2 separate regions of the Homo sapiens genome follow, and region 1 is linked to region 2. A link is a loop called in an ENCODE intact Hi-C map of the cell type or tissue named here. Cell type or tissue: PC-9. All regions are shown on one strand. Each heading gives the region's core, and the rest is flanking DNA. Links, peaks and the distances in the headings are about the cores only.

Evidence for each region. Hi-C counts contacts between places; a loop is a spot of excess contacts. Peaks named below come from ENCODE experiments on the same cell type or tissue, not always from the same donor. Only the 100,000 strongest peaks of a DNase experiment are listed, where the experiment ranks them.
Region 1: a loop joins it to region 2, with 6 times the contacts of the local background. A loop is called at or near these places in 2 of 110 quality-filtered maps.

Annotation. Positions count from the first base shown.
Region 1 is chr6:117,459,438-117,467,779 of GRCh38, reverse strand. No RefSeq gene overlaps it. Among named protein-coding and RNA genes, the nearest start is that of DCBLD1, 19 kb to the left of the region's middle. In PC-9, for the core only: no CTCF peak of the experiment used is centred there; DNase peaks (open chromatin) are centred at 3,279, 3,789 and 8,164.
Region 2 is chr6:117,510,730-117,519,071 of GRCh38, reverse strand. The region is part of intron 2 of DCBLD1 (discoidin, CUB and LCCL domain containing 1); the gene reads right to left. Among named protein-coding and RNA genes, the nearest start is that of DCBLD1, 32 kb to the right of the region's middle. In PC-9, for the core only: no CTCF peak of the experiment used is centred there; a DNase peak (open chromatin) is centred at 3,501.

The sequences.
Region 1 (8,342 bases), core at 250-8,249, 51 kb after region 2:
GAGTTTCTATTTCTTGCTCAGAGGCTGGGATTCCACTGTGCCTTGAGGCATTCACCTGGGTAATGTGGAGAGGAGGGGAATGTGGAGGCTCAACATCCATGTGTCAGGCAGAGCTAGGGTCCTTGTACTCTGGGAAAATTCTGGAGTCATGCACATCTATAACAGTACAACCATCATTCAGAGCCCACAAGATAAAGATGGAGAACTCTCCACTTCACTCATAATAGCCACAAACTATTGACCTGAGTGTTGGGATCAGACCCAGAAGCTGAGTCTCAGGAGGCTCAGCTAATAGGCTGCAGTGCCTCACCCTTTTTGTTCTGGGCCCCTCCATCTGAGCCAGGAACCAAAGTAGAAAGAGCTGGAGAGGGACCCTGGGGAGCAAGTAGTTAACAGAGATCGGACAGCAGGAGGCAGAGGTTACCATTGGTTGGGTAGAGGGCTGGAGGGTCTTCCAATACTGAACCTGATACTGACCTTCAGCCTTTAGGCTGAACTGAGAGATTAAAACCTCTGAGAAATTAAAACCAATATGGTCAGAGCAGGGGAGGCTGAGAGGAGGGAGTAGGAGAACTGAAGAGCCCTTAGCACAGCCCTGTTCCTGCCCTCAACTGCTATGCTTATGTGATATATGACACAGTGAGAAGGTGCTGGACAGGCAGTCAAAGAAAACTGGGTTCTAGCCCTGGTTCCACAACTCCATGACCTGGTGCAAACCCCTCCCCATCTTTCAGCCTCAGTTCACTCATCTCTACAAGAAGGAGGCATGGATGACCCGGAACACCTCCTGCGTGGCTGTCAGGATGCTGTGAGACTCCAAGGAAGTGGAGGCAATCTCTTGGGATGTCTGGAAAGTATTACTGGAAGCTTAAAAAGTAATAGAAACAATAAAAATGTGGTTCCCATCCCCTGGCCTCCCACTGTGACTCTCAGATGTTCAGACCTGAGATCTGAGAGTTCTCAAATACAGGTATCTGACATGGATGGGGCAAGAATAGGACACCCATGAACACTTTGCAGTGCCCACAGAGAGGAAAGGTATGAAGCATGGGACAATGAGAGTATCCATTCAAAAGTCACTCTGGTGGCGGATGTTGCTAATGCGGGGGTTGTTAGTGTGTGGGGAAAGGGAGTGTACAGAAATTCTGTACTTTCCACTCAGTTTTGCTGTGAATCTAAAATTGCTCTAAAAGTAAATTTTACTAATTAAAAAAACCTATCATACACTTTTCTATAGTCTTTTATCTCCTACATTTACAATTTGTATCCTGAGAAAAGTTCCTTATTTAGTTAAATACATGAAGGATTGAATTTTCAGCAAGTTTGAGAGCATAGAGGCTTTGCCTTTTAAAGAGATCTTTTTTTTCCATTTTCTCTGAAAATCTTAATGTTGTGTCATGTGATTTAAACATTTTCATGACTCCAGACCAAACGAAAATGATCAATATTCAGAGAAAAACAAGAGAGATAAAAATCTTGAGATCAAGAAGTTGAATAATCTTTCTTAGCAGAGATTTCTAAGTAAATAGGGAATCCTTTATGAGGTTTAATTCCAAAGTCTTTATTCAGACAACTATTCCCTTAGTTAATAGAACTTCTATTTGGATAGAGAACATAGAATTAGGAGATTGAGAGGCAGGTTATAAAGAATCCAGAAGCCCTGACACTTGGTTAGCAGAACTCCTGTTGGAAGCCAAGCAGTCTGATCCCAGGCACTTTCCTTTTCCCCTCTCCTTGCCCCTGTCTTTATTTCTTTCTTTATTTTTTGAGACAGGCTCTTGCTCTCTCTCAACTAGGCTGGAGTGCAGTGGTGCAATCGTGGCTCACTGCAGCCTCAATCTGGGCTCAAGTAATCCTCCCACCTCAGCCTCCTGAGTAGCTAGGACCACAAGTGTGTGCCACCACTTCCTCCCTGTCTTGGCACCCTGCTCTTTACTGCCTTCTCAAACTTACCAAATGAGATCTTTAAGGAGACAAATTTGGCAGACTGTGGTTAAAATATGAGCTAAACAGTTTCTCCTCCACCTCCTTTCCACACTCTTCCTCTTTGCAGTTTTAAAGGGTCCTCCATGCTTATTCTATGATCCATTTTTACAAAGCTTTGCTCTCTTGTTGCAGCTCAGAGATCTTTTTCAGATGGTAACTGATCACATCTTACTGAAGATTTATTTTTTAAGAGGAGCTATTGAAAACTAAGAATATCAATCCTGTCTCATTTCCTCAGCCAAGGTTTTCTGTCCCTCCTTGAAGGTGAACCCAGTTGGCTTTATTCCAAAGACTTCCCCTGAGTGCTGGGACACATTTGATATTCTTCCTTATTAACAATGGGACTTGGAATTAAGTACTATTCATCAGATTTGGGGCCTGGGACCCATGACATCTTTGTACCTATATTCTTAAGTTTTCTTCTCTAGTTATTGAGTGTAACTGGGATTCAGAGCATAAGCTTAGGTTTTCTGGAGTCACAAGACCTTCCCTGGGAGACTAAGAGCGTCTTGCTTTTCCTTGGAAGGAGGCTAATCTGCCTGATCTCCAATTAGAACGTAACAGGGAACTGCCAAAGACAAAATGGCACAATGTTGGGAATTGTTGAGACCAAGAAAATTGTCACGACTAGGCCACAAGTAGAATTAGGGTTGGGGGTTTCCAGAGCCAAGCAAACTAAACAGTTTGGTTTGGGGGTAAAAAAATCTGATCATGTGGGATAGCAAGGCCCCTGTTATGCTTCTCATGCATGTCTGACTGAGGTATTAAAAGAAAGCGTCAATGCTCACAGAATAAAAGCACAACACTGGGAATGACAGGCTGAGGAATTGAAGCTTTTGTTGGAGTCTCAGCCAGGTACTTCTGCACACTATACTAGGTCACTGGCTCTCTTCTGCTAGTGCACAAGAGTGACTAGATTATTATTTTAGAGACAACTGTTTCCTTTCTGCCTTCCTGTCTTTCATGATGGCAAAGCCTATTTCTCCCTTGTTCTTCTGTATGTTCACATATCACAGAAATCCCATAACCCTCTTAATTCGCTCTGTGGGAAATCTGCTCTAGAAATGTACAATGTGCTGTGTTCTAAAAATGTGTTATATAAAAAGAAGCTATTAGACTTCAGCTTCTGGGAAGATGGAGTAGCCACACTTTTCCTTATTCCTTCCTCTAAGTATAACTAAAAATGCAGAATATTATATATAGTACAAACATAAGACTTTAGAAGGAAGAGAGAAGGCAGACTGCCTAGAGATATTGGGATCTGAGAAGTGACACAGTGGTGAGTCACCTGGGTTTCCTTTTTGCTTTACATACACCAGACTTAGAACTGAATAAGCCTGCAACCGGCAAACACCAGCAGGCACAGACAAAACAAAAATGATAAAATAAAAACCAACAAAAGCCAGTCCTCTCTAGTCAAAGGATCAGAAAAGGGTCAGCAGAGCATGAGGGAAAACTTTTAGATAGTAACTGCTCTAATCCATTCAAACACCACAGTCAAATGTGGCCCTACTGTCACTCACACCAGCAAAGTGGGGCACCTAGACTTTCACCCTCTTGAGGCTGTAACAAAGCATCCCAACATCCCCTCCACATTGTCTCCACTGACTCCACAAATGTCCCCCCACCTCAAATGTCAAGGAGGCCATGTGGGGAACCTGGACTTCTACCTCCACCTGAGAGCTCCATGAGGCCGTACATCACTCTTCTGCTGGAGATGCATCAGAGAGAAAGCCAGCTAAAAGAGAAAGTATAAATAAATTCCTGGGTCTCATAACATAATTCAGCCATGTGTCACTTAATGATGGGGAAATGCATTGTTAGGTGACTTCGTCATTGTTTGAGCATTTTTGATATGGTTTGGCTCTGTGTCCCCACCCAAATCTCATCTTAAATTGTAATCCCCACATGTCAAGGGAGGGACCTGGTGGGAGGTGATTGACACATAGGGGTGTTTTCCTCTATGCTGTTTTCATGATAGTGAGTTCGTTCTCAGATCTGATGGTTTAACAGTGTTTGGCAGTTCCCCACCCATGCTCTCTCTTACTCCTGACACCCTGTGAAGAAAGTGCCTGCTTCCCCTTTGCCTTCTGCCACGATAGAAAGTTTCCTGAAGTCTCCCCAGTCATGTGGAACTGTAAGTCAATTAAACCTCTTTCCTTCATAAATTATCCAGTCTTAGGTAGTTCTTTACAGCAGTGTGAAAATGAACTAATAAAATTATAGAGTGTACTTACACAAACCTAGATGGTATAGCCTACTACACACCTAGGCTACATGGTACACGCTCCTGGGCTAAACCTGTACAAAATGTTACTGCACTGAATACTGTAAGCAATTGTAACACAATGGTAAGTATTTGTGTATCTAAACATATCTGAACATTAAACAGGTACAGCAAAAATATAGTATTATCATATTATTATTATTTCAGACAGATCCTGATGTGTTTAAAAATGTATGTGGAAGAAATATACTGTATAAGACTATCTTATTACAAAAGAAATAAGTAAAAGGATGTAAAAGGAGGTAACATTTTTATACTTCACTTGAACAGGAAAAATAACGGCATCAGTAGATTATGATTAAGATCTCTCTCTCTCCATATCTTGAATAAAAGGTATAGAGAGATACACTCAAAAACATTATAGATAAATCCAAATGAAATTCTAGAAAATGTTTAAGTAATGCATGGAAAGTCAGGGAAAAGAAAATAGAGAAATGTAAAACAGAAAGAACAAATAGAAAAGAAAAAATATAATGGCAAACTTAAGTCACCCCATGACCCAAGTACATGCTGTTTACGAGAAACTCCCCTCAAATATGATGATATGGGCAGGTTGAAGACAAAAGGATGGAAAAAGTATATCATGCAAACATTAATCAATGAGAAGCAAGAGTGGCCATATTATCTAATAAAGTGACTTTAGAGCAAAGAAAATTATCAGGGATAAAGACATTATACATATATAAATGATAAAAAGTTCAGTCCAACAGGAAGATGTAGCAATACAAAATATGTGGATATCAACAACAGAGCCATAAGATATGTGAGGCAAAAACTGATAGAACTGAAAGAAGAAATAGACAAATACATAATTATAATTAGAGATTTCAACACCCCTCTTTCAGCAATTGATAGAACAACTGTACAAAAAGTCAGAAATTACATACAAGAACTCAACACCATCAATGAACAGCATCTATTTAACATTTATAGAACACTTCACCAACTAACAGCAGAACACATATTTGTTTTCAAGTGCTCACTTATGCTGCCTAGGAAATTTTTGGTCGGTTCATTGGAATTTTCTACATAATCAACTATGTCATCTACAAATAGAGACAGTCTTATTTTTTTATTTCTTCCTTTACATATGCTTTTCTTTTCTTTTCTTTTGCTTGTTTTGGTTATTTTTTTCCTTGCCTGCTTTGTTTTTGTTTTTGCATTACTGAACTGACTGGAACTTCCAGCACTCTGTTGAATAAGAACAGTAAGAGGAGAACACATCCTTATCTCGTACCCAATCTTAGGAAAAAAGCATCATGCTTTCACCATTAGGTATAATGTTAGCTATAGATTTTTTTGTGGATTTTTTTTATCAAGTTGAGAATGTTCCCTTTTATGTTCCCTTTTATATCTATTTTTCTGAAAGTTTTTTTCATTAGTGGCTGCTGAATTTTGTCAAATGTGTGTCCTGCATCAAATAATATGACCATGTAAATTTTGTTTTTCTTAAGTCTGTTGATATGGTGAACTATACTGATTAATTTTCAAATATTGAACCAGCCTTGCATCCCTGGAATAAACATAGTTATGGTGTACATTTTTTATATATTGCTGAATTCTATTTGCTAATATTTTGTTAAGGATTTTTGTGTATATAGTCATGAGAAATATTGGCCTGAAAGTTGTTTCTTCTGTTTTGTTTTATATTGTCTGTTTTGGTATGAGAGAAAAATTAGCTTTATAAAATGAATTGGAAAGCGTTCCCTCCTTTTCTCCAAAGGTTGTGTATAATTGATGTTACTTCTTCTTTAAATATTTGGTAGCATTCTCCAGTGAAATCTTCTGGGCCTACTGACTTCTTTTTGAAAGCTTTAAAATTATAAATTCAATTTTCTTAATAGCTAAAGGGCTATTTAACTTATCTTTTTCACATTGGGTAAATTGTAGTAATTCTTGTTTTCCAAGGAAGTGGTTCACTACATCTAAGTTGTCAAATTTATGTGTGTAGAGTTGTTTATAGTAATGTATTTCATCATTTTCCTGTTGAGGTCTGCAAAATCTGTAATGATATCCCTTGTTTTATATATTGATGTTGGTAATCTATATATTCTCTCTATTCTTTCTGTCAGTCTTGCTGAAGGTTTGTCAATTTTGTTGATTTTCTCAAAGATCCAAATCTATTTTACCTATTTTTTCCATTGTTTTTCTGTCTTTAATTTTTTTTTTCCTTTTTTTGAGATGGAGTCTCACATTTGTCACCCGGGCTGGAGTGCAGTGGTGTGATCTCGGCTCACTGCAACCTCTACCTCCTCGGTTCAAGGGATTCTCCTGCCTCAGTCTCCTGAGTAACTGGGATTACAGGCGCCCACCACCACACCCAGCTAATTTTTGTACTTTTAGTAGAGACGAGGTTTCGCCATGTTGGCCAGGCTGGTCTTGAACTCCTGACCTTAGATGATCCACCTGCCTCGGCCTCCCAAAGTGCTGGGATTACAGGCATGAGCCACCACGCCTGGCCTTCTGTTTTTAATTTCATTGACTTCTGTTCTTATCTTTATTCTTTTCTTCTTTCTATTTGCTTTAGTTTTAGTTTGCTCCTCTTTTTCTAAGTTCTTGAGATATTTCTGCTATTGATTTTTAGTTTGATTTCATGGTGGTCAGAAAACACATTCTGTATGACTTCAATTATTTAAAGTGATTGAAGTTTGTTTTATGGCCCAGGATATGGTCTATGTTGGTGTACGTATTGTGAGCAAAACAAAAACAAAAACAAACAAGAACCTTAACAAACACAATTTATCCAAAAATTAACTCAAAATGGATTATATCTTCAGTGTTAAAACTATGAAATTTTAGAAAAAAACATGGGAGAAAATCTTCAGTGTCTAGGGCTAGGTAGAAATTCCTAGACTTGTTACTTAAAATGCACAATCCATAAAAGGAAAAGTTGATAAATGGAACTATGTAAAAATTTTAAAAATTTGCTCTGCAAAAAAAAAAAAAAAAGCCTAAGAGGATAAAAAAACATGTTACAGCATGGAAAACATATTTTCCAACCACATATCTGACAAAGGACTCGTACCTGAGCATATAATGAACTCTCAATATTCAACAGTAAAAAAACCGAGCAATCCCATTAGAAAATGGGAAGAAGACACGAAGAAACATATGACATAAGAGGATATATGGATGGTAAACAAGAACATGTAAAGATGCCGAACATCATTATAGCTTAGGGAAGTGCAAGTTAAGACTATATGTTATCAGTAATACTTATCATAATGACTAAAATAAAATGGTGACAACACCTAATACTGGTGAAGACAGAGAAACTGATGCTCATTCATTCCTGGTGGGATTATAAAATGGTACAGCCACTCTGGAAAATAATTTGGCAGTTTCTTAAAATACTAAACATGCAACTCTATACAAACCGGCAATCACACTCATAAGTGTTTATCACAGAGAAAGGAATACTTATATTCACATAAAAACCTGTACGCAAATGTTTATAGCAGCTTTATTCATAATATCCAAATTCTGGAAACAATTCAGATGTCTTTCAATGAATGAATGAGTGGTTAAACAGTGCCACATGCATATCATGGAATACTGCTCAGCAAAAAAAGCAAGAAGCTATTGATACATACATCAGCTTGAGTAAATTGCCAATTCATTCCATATTGTGCTGAGTGAAAAAAGCCAATAACGAAACATCATGTGCTATATGATTCTGTTTATATAACACTTTTGAAATGACAGAGTTGTAGAAATGGAGAGTACATTTGTGGTTGCCAGGTGGTAAGGGGTAGGGGGCAGCAGTGGTGAAGTGGTGTGGCTGTAAGAGGGCAACAAAAGGGATGCTAGTGGTGATGGAAATGGTTGTGTCTTAACTGTATCAACATCAATATCCTGGTAGTGATATTGCACAATTGTTTGTTGATGGTATCAGTAGGAAAAATTGGGTAAAGAGTGTACACTAGATCTCTCTACATAATTTCTCACAACTGCATGTGAATCTAAAATTATCTCAAATTTAAAAGTTAAAAATTTTTTTAAAGGTTGTTGAAACCTTTAAAAGCACTTAAAAGTGCTTTAAAAGCACTTTTTTTTTTAAAGGTTGTTG
Region 2 (8,342 bases), core at 53-8,052:
AGTAACATACGCAAGACAATCTCTATGAAATAGAGATTAGCAAGCAAATTTTGAAGAGAGGTATTATTTATTAACTTTTCTCAAAAACAGTATGGAAATAGTCAGCGGCAACAACAATCATGATGAAGGAAGAAGAATAAAAGAAAAAGACTGCTCCAAGTCAATACGAATAAAACCGGGTTATATTAACCAGAACCAATAGGGACAAAACTGCTTGATATGGTTTTGCTGTGTCCCCACCTAAATCTCATCTTGAATTCCCATGTGTTGTGGGAGGGACCTGGTGGGAGGTAACTGAATCATGGGGGAAGGTGTTTCCCGTGCTGTTCTCATGACAGTGAATAAGTCTCATGAGATCTGATGGTTTTTTAAAAAAGGAGTTCCCCTGCACGAGCTCATTTCTTTTGTCTGCCACCATATGAGACATGTCTTTTGCCTTCTACCATGATTTGAGGCTTTCCTAGCCATGTGGGACTGTAAGTCCAATTAAACCTTTCTCTTGTAAATTGCCCAGTCTCAGGTATGTCCTTATCAGCAGCATGAAAACGGACTAATACAGTTAAGTTGGTGCCAGTAGAGTGGGGTGCTGCTGAAAAGATACCCGAAGATGTGGAAGTGACTTTGGAACTGGGTAACAGGCAGAGGTTGGAACAGTTTGGAGGGCTAAGAAGACAGGAAAATGTGGGAAAGTTTGGAACTTCCTAGAGGTTTGTTGAATGGTTTTGCCCAAAATGCTGATAGCGATATGGACAATAATGTCCACGCTGAGGTGGTCTCAGATGGAAATGAAGAACTGGTTGGGAACTGGAGCAAAGGTGACTCTTGTTATGTTTGAGCAAAGAGACTGGTGGCATTTTGCCCTTGCCTTAGAGATTTGTGGAACTTTGAACTTGAGAGAGATGATTTAGGGTATCACGTGGAAAACATTTCTAAATAGGAAAGCATTCACGAGGTAACTTGGGTACTGTTAAAGGCATTCAGTTTTATAAGGGAAGCAGAGCATAAAAGTTCAGAAAATTTGCAGCCTGACAGTGCGATAGAAAAGAAAATCCCATTTTCTGAGGAGAAATTCAAGCCAGCTGCAGAAATTTACATAAGTAATGAAGAACTGAATGTTAATCCCCAAGACAATGTGGAAAATGTCTCCAGGGCATGTCAGAGGTCTTCAAGGCAACCCTTCCCATCACAGACCCAGAGGCCTAGGAGGAAAAAGTGGTTTCCTGGGCCAGGACTAGCATCCCTGTGCTGTGTGCAGCCTAGGAACTTGGTGTCTTGTGTCCCAGCTGCTCCAGCTATGGCTGGAAGGGGACAACGTAGAACTCGGGCCAGGACTTCAGAGGGTGCAAGCCCCAAGCTTTGGCAGCTTCCATGTGGTGTTGAGCCTGCAGGTGCATGGAAGTCAAGAATTGGGGTTTGGGAACCTCCACCTAGATTTCAGAAGACGTATGGAAATGTCTGGATGCCCAGGCAGATGTTTGCTGCAGAGGCCCTCATAGAGAACCTCTGCTTGGGTAGTGCAGAAGGGAAATGTGGGGTCAGAGCCCCCACACAGAGTACCTACTGGGGTACCATCCAGTGTAGCTGTGAGAAGGGGGCCACCAGACCCCAGAATGGTAGATCCATTGCACCTGAAAAAGCGACAGACACTCAACACCAGCCTGTGGAAGCAGTGGGGAGGGAGGCTGTACCCTGCAAAGCCACAGGGGTGGAGCTGCCCAAGCATGGGAACTCACCTCTTGCATCAGCATGACCTGCATGTGAGACATGGAGTCAAAGGAGATCATTTTGGAGCTTTAAGATTTGACTGCCCCACTGGATTTCAGACTTTCATGGGGCCTGAGCCCCTTTGTTTGGCTAATTTCTCCCCATTTGGAATGGCTGTATTTACCCAATGCCAGTACCCACATTGTATCTAGGAAGTAATTAACTTGCTTTTGATTTTACAGGCTCATAGGCAGAAGGGACTTGCCTTGTCTCAGATGAGATTTGGACTGTGGACTTTTAAGTTAATGCTGAAATGAGTTAAGACTTTGGGGGACTGTTGGGAAGGCATGATTGATTTTGAAATATGAGGACATGAGACTTGGGAGGGGCCAGGGTCGAAATGATAATGGTTTGGGTGTCCCCACCCAAATCTCATCTTGAATTCCCACGTGTTGTGGGAGGGACCCGGTGGGAGGTAACTAAATCATGGAGGAAGGTCTTTCCCATGCTGTTCCCATGATAGTGAATAAGTCTCATGAGATCTGATGGTTTTAAAAAAAGGAGTTCCCCTGCACAAGCTCTTTTCTCCTGTCTGCCACCAGGTGAGACGTGCCTTTTGCCTTCCACCATGATTTGAGGCTTCCCCAGCTACGTGGAACTGTAAGTCCAATTAAACCTTTTGTAAATTGCCCAGTCTCAGGTATGTCCTTATCAGCAGCATGAAAATGGACCAATACACATGCTAAAGAGTCAGAAGATCGTGACCCAACTAAGCATTGCCCTTCTGGTATAAAGGATCCAATTTCTCTCTGTTTCAAGTTTCACATACTGAAGATGTGATAGAATAAGAAAGAAATGCTATATGCTTACCCTCACATGCCAAATTTCTAGCATTTCCTATCACTAAATTATGGTGAAATCTAAATAAAAGATGTTCACTTCCCTCTTTAGAAACACTCATCATACGTAATTACTTACATGAGTTAATACTTTCTTTTTTTTTTTTTTGAGATGGAGTCTCGCTCTGTCCCCAGGCTGGAGTGCAGTGGCATGATCTCGGCTCACTACAAGCTCCATCTCCTGGGTTCACACCATTCTCCTGTCTCAGCCTCCTGAGTAGCTGGGACTACAGGCACCCACCACCACGCCTGGCTAATTTTTTGTATTTTTTTTTTTTTAGTAGAGATGGGGTTTCACTGTGTTAGCCAGTATAGTCTCGATCTCCGGACCTCGTGATCTGCCCGCCTCAGCCTCCGAAAGTGCTGGGATTACAGGTGTGAGCCACCGCGCCCGACCAATACTTTCAAATTACTTAGAATAGTACTCAGCACATAGTAAGAGCTATATAAGTGCTTGTTAAAAATGAATATATTAAAAAATAAGTAATACCTATTTTCTCTTCAGACTGTGTTCCATAGTGCAAGGAACTTTTATATCCATCCCTTTATCTCCAACAGACTGCATAGTACCTGGCAGGTGACAGCCTCCCACAAACAGTTTGAATTGAATTGAAATGCTCTTTTTACAACAGTTTCTAAAAGCCAAATCCAACTAAGAGATTCATAAAATATTTTTAATCGTGTCACTTTTAAATACTATGGAGAAGTCAGGAAGAGAAGTGTAAAGAAACAAGAAAAAAATTTCTGTAATGAATAATATGGATTTTTATAAACTTTACTCTTGCTCACAAGCACAGCAGATAGGCAATTCAGACTAAATAAGTAGAATGATAAGCATTTTTGCAAAGTTAAGGTGAGTCAGATTGCTGTACTTGCCTTTTCCAACTTATTCTGTTTGTTTTAGATATGTTTGAAATTCCTCTGTTCTTTGCACAGATAAGAGGGGTGAAGACACTTGCTTTGTAAACCTAAGGATGAATATTGTGAAGTAACTAGTAACTTGTTGCTTTTAATAAGTTAGAATATTTTCAAATCACATTTTTTTATATTAACCCAGTAATACACCCCTCCCCAAATGGTGATGATGATAGTAATCTCTCCTTAAATTTCTATAGCATTCCAATGAGTTCTAATGAAAACTGTAGGTGGCCAGGCACGGTGGCTCACGCCTGTAATCCCAGCACTGTGGGAGGCCAAGGTGAGCGGAGTCAGGAGGTCAGGAGTTCGAGACTAGCCTGGTCAACATGGTGAAACCCCATCTTTACTAAAAATACAAAAAAAATTAGCCGAGCATGGTGGTGGGTGCCTGTAATCCCAGCTACTTGGGAGGCTGAGACAGGAGAATTGCTTGAACCTGGGGGGTGGAGGTTGCAGTGAGCCACGATCCCACCACTGCATTTCAGCCTGGGTGATAGAACAAGACTCCGTCTCAAAAAAAAAAAAAAAAACCCACAAACTGTAAGGTAAGCAAGTCTAAATTGATTATCAGTGAGAACTTGCTTAGATTTTTTTTTTTAGATTTTATGAAACAGTTGAAAGGAAAAGTTGCAAAAAGTATACATATTTTACACAAATGAGAGTGTATACCATCATACTAAGTTGTTGTGCAATATATATGATTTCCTAGACCAAAAACATGTAAATATAGTAAAACTCTAATTTGGTTTCATCCTCCCAGTTATGATAGGCATGTAACTATTTCTGGAAGCAGATCAAAGAAGGAAAATGTAAACACATGCCCCTTTAATTACCCTTACCACACAGACATCAATCCCTTTCATATTTTTATTACTGTGCTGCAAAATTGTAACTAGAGGGGTAGGAGATACCCTCTCTATATAAATATCATCATTGAGAGGATTTTTTTTTTTTTTTTTGAGACAGGGTCTTTCTCTGTCACCCATGTTGGAGTGCAGTGGCGTGATCACGGCTCCTCCTGGGCTCAAACAATCCTTCCACCTCAGCCTTCCAAGAAGCTGGATTACAGGTGTGTGCCACCATGTCCAGCTAATTTTTTGATTTTTTTTGTAGAGATGAGGTCTCACTACATTGCCCAGGTTGGTCTCAAGCTCCTGGCTTTAAGCAATCCTCCCATCTCAGCCTCCTCAAAGTGCTGGGATTACAAACATGGGCCACAGCGCCTGGTCTGAAGAGTTATTTTGATCATTTCATCATAATCACAAACATCAGAATAGCAAGAATGAGTTTTAATTCAGGGTGGGGGATAAGAGTTGAATACTGGCTGTAGTATTGCCTATGGCAAAACATCCAAATTATTGCCTGTCTCAAGGTCTGACAGACGAAAATTCCTTTCATAGACTAGAAGTTAATAATTACATTCCTAGAGTTAAAAGGCAAGAAAGAAAAATGGAAAAATATGATAGCATTGAGAGGGAAAAATAATTAATGGGAAACCACGGAAAGACCCTGGGAGTCTGTCCTAAGCAATGTCCTCAGTGCTCCGCCAGACTCCTTTAAGGATAATCTCTTGTCTTATGAAAGAAAATCTTTCTCCACTCACCCCTGCCCACGTGATATACTTCACTGTTGGTACTCTCCAAAGGTCTCCTGACTTTTAAAAAGGATCTACACCTATATTTAAATGTTTACAAAGACAATTTCACTGGAAACCCACATGAGAGCGCGGTGACTTCTAACTTTGATTGTGGTTATATTCTTGGGCTCAGGCAGTGTTCTTAGATTGGCAAAAATACTTCAATTCAGTCAGACTGAAATCCAACCCCTTCCTAAAAATAGGATGCACAGTTTTGCATGGATGTTTGCTTCAGAACCAGCAGTGCTACGTGTTTTATAGCACTTGGACTTGCCACCTAACTTCCTACTATTCTCTCACTTCTATCTATCCCTGTCTGCAAGGCAGGTTCCATCTTACTTTGCAGTCACAAATTCCCATCACACTGGAGTGCAGCAGTTAATCAAGTAGGCAGAAAAATCAGGAAAAAAGAAAAACTTTTATCTTTTGTGGAATGTAACTGGCGGCCCTATATTGTGGGAAGAGCTATCAGAGATACCAAATGGAACAGCACTGTGGCATTTGGCACCAGACATGAGACTCCAGCAGACAATGGGCTGATTCCTTGGACAAAGGGAATAAAGGGCCAGGAACTGTAGGAGTTGCCTTCTTTGAGCACAGTAGGTCAGTTCCTCTCAGCACATTCCCTGTTTCGGGCTACTATTTCATTAGCAGCTGCAAGGGAAACCCTTTATCTTTCCATGTGTGAATAAAAGAAAGCTGTCCTATAAGGAAGAATAAACTGTCTGCTACAAGCCAAGTCTGAAATCCTCTTGATTCTCTGGCAATCTGACAATCTGTACAGCAATGTATAGTACTTCTCTATTCTCCTGGACTGTGTGCCCAAGACTCTGGGCATTACAAGGCAATGATGGTTTGGTTAAAAACTGTTTGTTCCAAGTCACTTCAGATGGATATAAGGTTTTGATCTTAAAACTAATAAAACTAAGTTATTGTTTTATATATAGAAGGGACATGTTTGAAAAATAGTATGCATGTCATTAGAGAAACAAAGAAACCTCTTTCCCTTAGTAGTATTATTTCTGATTTTTTTTTTAACTACCATACTGTCAGTGGGAAAAACCACTGAGAGATCAAATAAAAACCTAACTCCTGAAAGGTCTGTCATAAATCGACAACAACAACAACATAAAACCTCCAAAAAACCCTCATTAACCTTCTGGAGCATCATCTGAAGCACACAATTCTTTCTTATGACAGATAAGAACATGCCTGATTGACCTAAGTGACCCTCCCTGGGAGTACATGTGGGTGGAGACAGCCACATGGAATATTTGGCTGCCAGGCGAGTGGTACTTCTCGTGGCCCAGATCTGTGCTCAGAGGTATGCTGATAAAACAATCTCCAGAAATGCTGAAGCTGCAAACACCATTAGATTTGTGTCCATTTTCAATTTGTTTTTGATGCAGTCAAATCGCAGATTTGTCCTTGCTTGCTAATTGCAGTAGGGTCATTGTACAACATTACAGAATTTTCAAGGCCATTTTCTTTGAAAAGGAGAGAAATTAGCATAAAAAAGGGATATTCCTGGACTGTGCCATTAAAACCATAGTCACGTAACAGTAAGTGGTATCCCTGGAGAATTTTGGTCTCTCATTCCCACACAAAAATCAGTGACAGATGATAAATGAAGCAGGCGGATTCTTAGACAAAGGTGTGGCTTTCCTTGGGGCTACAGGACCCAGGTCAAGAAGTGTGTCAACGCTGGGAGTTCACAACCCACTTAAGCCATTACTTCTCTCCCAATGAAAGATGGCAATTACTGAAACTGAATCACAGTGAGTCTCCAGGGAAGTATTTATGGGGAAAGAGGAGGAGGAACCCAATAGCTTTTTCTCCTTGAGGCTTATGGTTGTGTTAAAAAAAATACCTAGAGTACAGCATTCTGGCTGATATAACGTTTTATATGTTCAAGATTCTTTCTGAATTCTATCTTGGCATAAAAGGCAAAATAAAACAAACAAAGAAAAAGCAGTCCTTCTCAATAATTTCCACCAAAGTAGCCTCAACCATAGAGGAGGACGCACTTCTAGGGTGTCTGCAGCCCAAAACAGCTCTCTGTGAGCTGGAAATTTCCTTGAAGTCTATTTGTTTTATCTTTAAAAGCCATAAAAATTTTTCCTTCTACTTCATAATATGTCTGAGAGACATATAAACCATTTGTAAAACAGAGACTGTCAATCTTGCGCTTTCCCCTCTTTGGGATTTAAAAAACTTCAACAGATAAGTTGTAATTATTAGATCTTATTGCAATATGTCAGATATGTATCATTCTAAAAAATGACATGCAGAAACCTGTTGTGATTATGAGTCTAACCACTTCGCATTATTTCCAACTATTCCTATTTCTCTCATTCCTAGTGTAACATAAACATTAACAGTTGACTTCACATGATTGTGCTTCTAAGTCACTGACAATGCTTAAAAAAATATTGTGATTGGAAGTGGAGGTACAGAAAACGTAGGAGAACAATTTTTGAACTTCCTGGTGCAAATCATTATGCAGAACACAACCAATTTAACTTCCATTAGGATCCTATAGTAAAGAGTTTCTTTCTATCACTGGCCACCATGCCTCCTCTTAGCATTTTGACTAAAAAACATTTTTTGAACTTTCAACTTATACTGGAACTCTACGTAAGTGATTTCTCAGACTCCCACTTTATTCTCCGGATACTCCTGTGGAGAGGCCTGGAGAAGTTTCCATTTCTTCCAGCAAGTGACGAACAAGAACTACACCTCAGGTCTTCTTATGCACAAGCCACAGGAACAGATGGCTTTCAACACAAACACTGAATCGGATGGTGCAGAGCTAAAGAGTAGGGCCTCTGGGCATTTGAGCAGGGCCTCAAATGCCCAGACTTGAATCCCAGGTCCCGCTAAGTGATCTTACAAGCATGTTAGTTGGCCTTCTTTGAGCTTCAGTTTCCTTAGGTGTAAAGGTTGGTAACAGGACCTATCTCACAGGGCTGTTATAAGGGTTAAATGAGGTAGTAACGCTAAGGTTTACTAAGCCCAGTGCATCGCACATAGTTGAATGCTCACTCACAGGCACCTTCCACATTATTACATGGTCTTTTCCACATAATAAGCATAGTTTTAAAATTTTATGTAAACCAAAGCTTTCTTTAAATGCAGAGGGAATGTTTATAGAGGAATCTTAGTGTAAATTTCCCTACAGTGTG